Linked DNA regions of Homo sapiens: region 1 is linked to region 2. The links are chromatin contacts, found by Hi-C in ENCODE. All regions are on one chromosome and are shown on one strand. Each heading gives the region's core, a stretch centred on a gene start or an enhancer-like site at or near the end of the contact. The rest is flanking DNA. Distances are from core to core; before and after follow the strand shown. Region 1 overlaps IGF2BP3 (insulin like growth factor 2 mRNA binding protein 3). Region 2 overlaps STEAP1B (STEAP family member 1B).

Region 1 (3,035 bases), core at 131-2,630, 930 kb after region 2:
GGGGCTTACGTTATGTTTCTCTTTGGCAATGCTGAGCTAGACTGATTTTTATTTTTAATTTATTTTTTATTTCAATAGGTTTTTGGAGAATAGGTGGTATTTGGTTACATGAATAAGTTTTTTTTTTTTCTTTTTTGAGATGGAGTCTCACTCTGTCACCCAGGCTGGAGTGCAGTGGCACGATCTTGGCTCACCGCAACCTCCGCCACCCGGGGTTCAAGCGATTCTTCTGCCTCAGCCTCCCAAGTAGCTGGGACTACAGGCACGTGCCTCCACCCCCGGCTGATTTTTGTATTTTTAGTAGAGATGGGGTTTCACTATGTTGGCCAGGCTGGCCTCAAACTCCTGACCTCGTGATCTGCCCCCCCTGGCCTCCCAAAGTGCTGGGATTACAGGTGTGAGCCACTGTGTCTGGCTTACGTGAATAAGTTCTTTAGTGGTGATTTCTGAGATTTTGGTGCACCCATCACCCAGGTAGTGTATACTGTACCCAACATGTACTCTTTTATACCTCACCCTCCTCCCACCCTTTCCGCCGAGTACCCAAAGTCCATTGTATCATTCTTATGCCTTCACATCCTCATAACTTAACTCCCACTTATGAGTGAGAGCATACGACGTTTGGTTTTTCCATTCCTGAGTTACTTCACTTAGAATAATACGGAACTAGACTGATTTTAAAAGCCGAGCAGAACAAGTCACACCCTACTATAAACTCTAAGAGATCCCTAACAAGTGCCCTGAAGGCCGTGTTCCACTCATCCTTTAAGGCCATTCTCTTCTCTCCAACCACACCAGCCTTCGTTCAGTCATGAATCAGGGCTGCTAACATTTGAGTGCTTTCTGGCAGCAGCATTGTCCCAAATGCTTTATCTACTTTAACTCAAATCCACACAATCCCATGAGGCAACATTATTCCATGTTATAGATGGGCAAGCTGCAGCACAGAAAAGTTCACAGTGTCAGAACTTGGACAGATAAATGCTGGAGAAATGATTCAAACTCCAGCTCACAGATTCCAGAGCCCATACTCTTAATCACTTGGTCTAATAAGTTGCCTCATTTCCCTATGCAATTTAAATAAAATATAAATACACCGACGGAAACCAGTTCAATCCTTACTCGGCCATTACCTGCACTAGAAAATCAAATCTGTCCATAGGCAGGTTAAGAGCTTTATTAACTCCCATGTATCCCCTTGCTCATGTTCCAAGTACTAAATACGATACTTCTATACATCTTAGTCAGAAGAAGGTACTAGCCAGCATTAACTTGTGCTACATTTTACTCACAGAAATGCTCATAAAAACATTCAAAATAGTTCAATGTTAGGTGGTTTTTGAACCACCTGCTTTCAAAACAGGGACTTCCCCCAACCCCTAGAAGAAACCACTGTCGCTTTGGTGGGGTCTCTCCAGGTGTTTTTAGAAGTGTGTGTGTCACACGAAAAGACGCTCTGCACCATTAGTCATTAGGGAAATGTAAATCAAAACCACAAGGAGATACCACTTCACCTCCATTAGAATGGCCATAATTTTTTAAAAAGAAGGAAAATATGATTCAAGGGGCATCATAAAAAGAAAAACAAAGGAAAATAATGAGTGTTGACACAGATGTGGAAAAATCAAAACCCTCATACATTGCTGGATAAAATGGTGCAGCTGCTATGAAAAACAGTACAGCAGTTCCTCAAAAAAAATTAAAAATAGACCTACCATATGATCCAGCAATTCCACTTCTGGGTATTGATATGGTTTGAACATTGTGTCTTCTTCGAATCTCATGCTGAAATGCGATCCCCAGTGTTGGGGATGGGGCCAGGTGGGAGGTGTTAGGGTCATGGGGGCAGACCCTTCATAAATGGCTTGGTGCCATCCTTGAGGTAACAAGTGATTTATTGCTCTGTGAGCTCACATGAGATCTGGTTGTTTTAAAAGAGGCTGGAACTTCCTTTTCTCTCTTGCTCCCTCTCATGCCATGTGACATGCCCACTCCCCTCTACCTTTCACCATGAGTAAATGCTTTCTGGGCCTTGCCAGAAGCTGAGCAGATGCTGGAGCCATGCTGGTATAGCCTGAGGAACTGTGAGCCAAATAAACCTATTTTCTTTACAAGGTACCCAGCCTCAGGTATTCCTTTACAGCAACACAAATGCACTAACCGAGTATACGTCCAAAAGAACTGAACACAGGGACTCAAAGAAGTACTTCTACACCCATGTTCATGGGAGCATTATTCAAAATAGCCAATAATTGAAAGGTGAAAGCAACCCAAGCATCCTCTGACTAATGAATGGATAAAACAAAACATGGTACATATAAACAGTCATCCCTCGGTATCTGTGAGGGATTGGTTTCAGCAACCCCCTACCTTGGATACCAAAATTCACAGATGCTCAAGTCCCTTATATAAAAATAGTATAGTAGAGGCTGGGCATGGTGGCTCAAATCCATAATCCCAGCTCTTTGGGAGGCCAAGTTATCACTTGAAGCAAGGGATCAATTGAGGCCAAGAGTTTGAGACCAGCCTGGGCAACATAGGAAAGACCCCATCTCTACAAAAATAAAAATAATTAGCCAGATGTGGTGGTGAGTGCCTGTACTCCCAGCTACTCGGGAGGCTGGGGTGGTAGGACTGCTTGAACCCAGAGTTAGGAGGATGCAGTGAGCTATGATGACGCCACTGCACTCCACCCTGGGTGACAGAGTGAGACTCTGTCTCCAATAGTGACGATGATGATGATGATAAATAAGTAAAAGTATAAAAAGAAAATGATTTGATATCGGGGGAAATTCACCCCCGATATTTCACATAGGTTCTTTTCTATATTCCCTAAGTGTCGGCCGGTCTGAGAAATAAAGGGACAGAGTACAAAAGAGAGAAATTTTAAAGCTAGGTGTCTGGGGGAGACATCACATGTCGGCAGGTTCCGTGATAAATGTCCATGAAATCTTCACAGTTTATGTTCTTCTGCCAAGGCTTCAGCCGGTCCCCCCGTTCAGGGTCCCTGACTTCCCGCAACAATTTTATATTAT
Region 2 (2,932 bases), core at 255-2,754:
CCAGGACTTTGACCTACATAAAGTGCCACAAAAATCACCCAATTGAACAAGCTCTGGGCCAGAGAAGGAGCTGAGGTCCAGCTGAAGGTGATGTCCAGCCCAAGAGGCTGTCCCCATAAACTGACCCTCAGGGGGTGCTGAGTCCCACTGCCCTGGTTTCTCCACATCTGTGTGATATAAGGAAGCCAGAGACCACCACAGCCTGATGAGTTCTTGGAGAAGCCCAGAGCCAGTGGGCCTGTCTCTCCACAGAGTCACGCTCAGGGCTTTAGTTAAAGGATCCCTGCAGAGGGAGTGGGTTTGAATTCCAAATCTGCCATCCTCATCCTAGGACAAAGAGCAAGACCTTTAACGTCTCTAGGCCTCAGTTTCCTCTGCTGCAAAGGAGTGAGGGTACCTGTACCTCCCTCATTGGGCTATTGTGAGGACTAAATGAGATAACATATGGAAAGCACACAGCACTGTGCAAGGCAGCTTGAGAGGGCGTGAGCAGGATTGGTGAGGACTATTCTTGTTTGCCTGGCTCTAGCCGTTACCCTGACTTCAATCACCTCTAACTATGCGTCCTTCTATTTTGCCTGTTTCCCTGTTTTAAAAAAAAAAAGTAAAAAGAAAATATAAATTCCTTTCTGCTTTCAGAAATGAATTTTCTGAAATTATACCCATCATGGGGATTCCAGGGACCATGGACTCTTTGCAGACACACTACTCAAACCCATGGAGAAAATGTCCCATCGGCTGCCCGGGAGCCTCTGCCTTGGCCACTCGCAGCAACCCTGGGAGAAATAAGGGCCTCAGACAGAACAATAGCATGGATTGTGCCTCTTGCAGGAATTTCATCTGTCACTGAGTAACAGGTTTTGATCTCAGGCTCGCTGCCAGTTAGGAAGTGAAACCCTTTCCGGAACACTTGCTGTTTTGTTGGTTTTCCCCTGGAGATTTAATGATTTCACCTTGGAGGTTTTAGCTGATGAGCTGTGCTCTGTATGGAGCCTACCCATGTGAAAAACCAATCAGGTATTTCATGGGCTCCCCAGTATTCTATTTCGTGAGTTTGGAGACCCACTAAGCCAACAATTGGACACCCCCACAAGGTGTGCATTTGCTGTCACCAGAGCGAGCTCTGGGTCTGTCCGCGTGGCACAAGGAGAGCTGTTAGATCAGTCGTCTTCTCTAACCCAGAGGCCTAAGTGAGAGGATGAGAAAGAGAAAGGGCCATTGTTTCTAAAGACAGGTTCACCTGAAGAATTTGGACAATGATGCCGGTTTCAGTTTAAAGGGCCTTTGGGCAGGGTTGGCATTGGGAACAGGGGCTGAGGGAGCTTCTAGACTTTTCTGCATTATGAGCAGAGTAATTACAAATCAGCTCTGCAGATGACAGCACAGACCTCTTTGTGGTGGGTTCTCTTGGGCCAACAGCAGATTTGGAGCCGTGGAAGAACAGCGAGAAATCTCTTCACATGACCTTCATGTCTTCCTCCTGTAAACCGCATTGTATTTCTAACTTCAGATCAAGGGGACTGACATCTGCAACTCTTCAGGGAGGACAGCTGGGCCATGCCCCTTTGGGCCTCCCATCCTCCCCTCGTCTTGTCAGCCAGTCGTGCTGGGATCTGCCGGCAGCCTTGTGAGAACCGGGCAGGAACTGGCCAGCAAAGGCAGCTATAAATACTCCTCTTGGCAGCCAGCTTCACTTGGGAGCCCACAGCTGAGGGGCGGAGGCCAGCGGGAAGCACCTGCACCTCTTCAGGGTACATCCGAGCCTGGGCCTGGCTTCCCGCCCTCCACCTCTGAATGGGGATTTGGTCGACCTTTTCCGGCTTGGGGGAAGTCCCCGTGGTGATCCAGCTTCCCAGATGCAAGAGCAGCAGGGAGGGCACTGCTCTCCAAGCAGCCCAACCCCTTTAAACTCAAAGTCAGAGCTATATTCTCACAAGGGCTGATGAAACTGAATAGCTAAGGGTAAATGAGGAGGCAGGAGAGGCGAAGAGGAAGGGAAATAAGCTCTTTTATAGAATGCTTTTCTCCTCCTGATTTCACTTGTGTGGGGAAGCATGAAACAACCACTAATCAGTCTTTCCCCCTGATGAGTCGGAAACTTGACAACTGGAGAGTTTTTAAAAAAATGAATGAATAAATATTTCTTCTTTGGGCTTTATTTATGAAGCATGGGCTAAGAGATCCCTTGTGGGCATTTTAAATAACCAGAAGCAAGTCACAGCAGCAGCTAATGGTCAACTGTAAATGCAGTTCTGCTGTGCAGTTGTCGTTCAAAATGTGACAGTATTTAAAAGCTGGGCTGTATATGAGATGAAGGAGTTCAAAGACCCATTGGATGACAGTTCTCATGCTTCTGCAAGTGAAAGAATCATCTGGAACACTTGTTTATGAGGCAGATCCCCGGTCCCTACCCTCTGAGATCTGATCCTATAGATTTGGGCCAGGGCCAAGAACCTGCATTTGAGTCCCTAATTCCAACCTGGATACTCTGGGACAGGACTGCGCTTTGCAAGACAATGCCCTATGCCAGTGGTTCACAAAGTGAGGTCCCCAACCTGGAGCCACAGGAAATTTGTTAGAAATACAGATTCTTAGGCCAACCCCAGAAAGACAGAATCGGGAACTTTGGGGACAGGGCCCAAAAATCTGTTTTAACAAACCTCCAGGTGGTTCTGAAGCCTGCTATAGGTTGATAAACACTGCCCTAAGATTTCTTACAAGCAAGTTGTGCAAACCCTGGAATACTGGCAATTCCAATGCGTAGCCAAGATTTAGAACCACTCTGATGGACACTTCCATTGGAATATGAATGCTAATCTCACTTCTATAACCCTTATTTTTCTGAGCACTCACTTTTTTCAGCCAAGATTAGAGTTAATAAGGTGAAGGGGAAAGAATGTGGGTTTTGTTTCAGGTAAACGACTCAAGCCTG

The links. A loop is a pair of places that touch in the nucleus more often than their neighbours do. Pooled maps may share reads with other maps.
Region 1: a map of Ramos shows a loop between it and region 2 (4-fold over the local background). The contact joins two enhancer-like sites. A Hi-C loop is called at or near these places in 1 of 168 maps with a recorded cell type or tissue (Ramos), 4 of 37 single-sample maps with no recorded cell type and 3 of 50 pooled maps.

What each region holds. Positions count from the first base shown.
Region 1 is chr7:23,371,956-23,374,990 of GRCh38, forward strand. All of the region lies in intron 3 of IGF2BP3 (insulin like growth factor 2 mRNA binding protein 3), which reads right to left. Among named protein-coding and RNA genes, the nearest start is that of SNORD65C, 23 kb to the right of the region's middle. Within about 2 kb of position 1,381, at least 4 of the 41 ENCODE cell types and tissues checked have a DNase peak (open chromatin) inside an H3K27ac peak, as active enhancers do.
Region 2 is chr7:22,443,832-22,446,763 of GRCh38, forward strand. The region is part of intron 4 of STEAP1B (STEAP family member 1B); the gene reads right to left. Among named protein-coding and RNA genes, the nearest start is that of STEAP1B, 55 kb to the right of the region's middle. Within about 2 kb of position 1,505, at least 23 of the 41 ENCODE cell types and tissues checked have a DNase peak (open chromatin) inside an H3K27ac peak, as active enhancers do.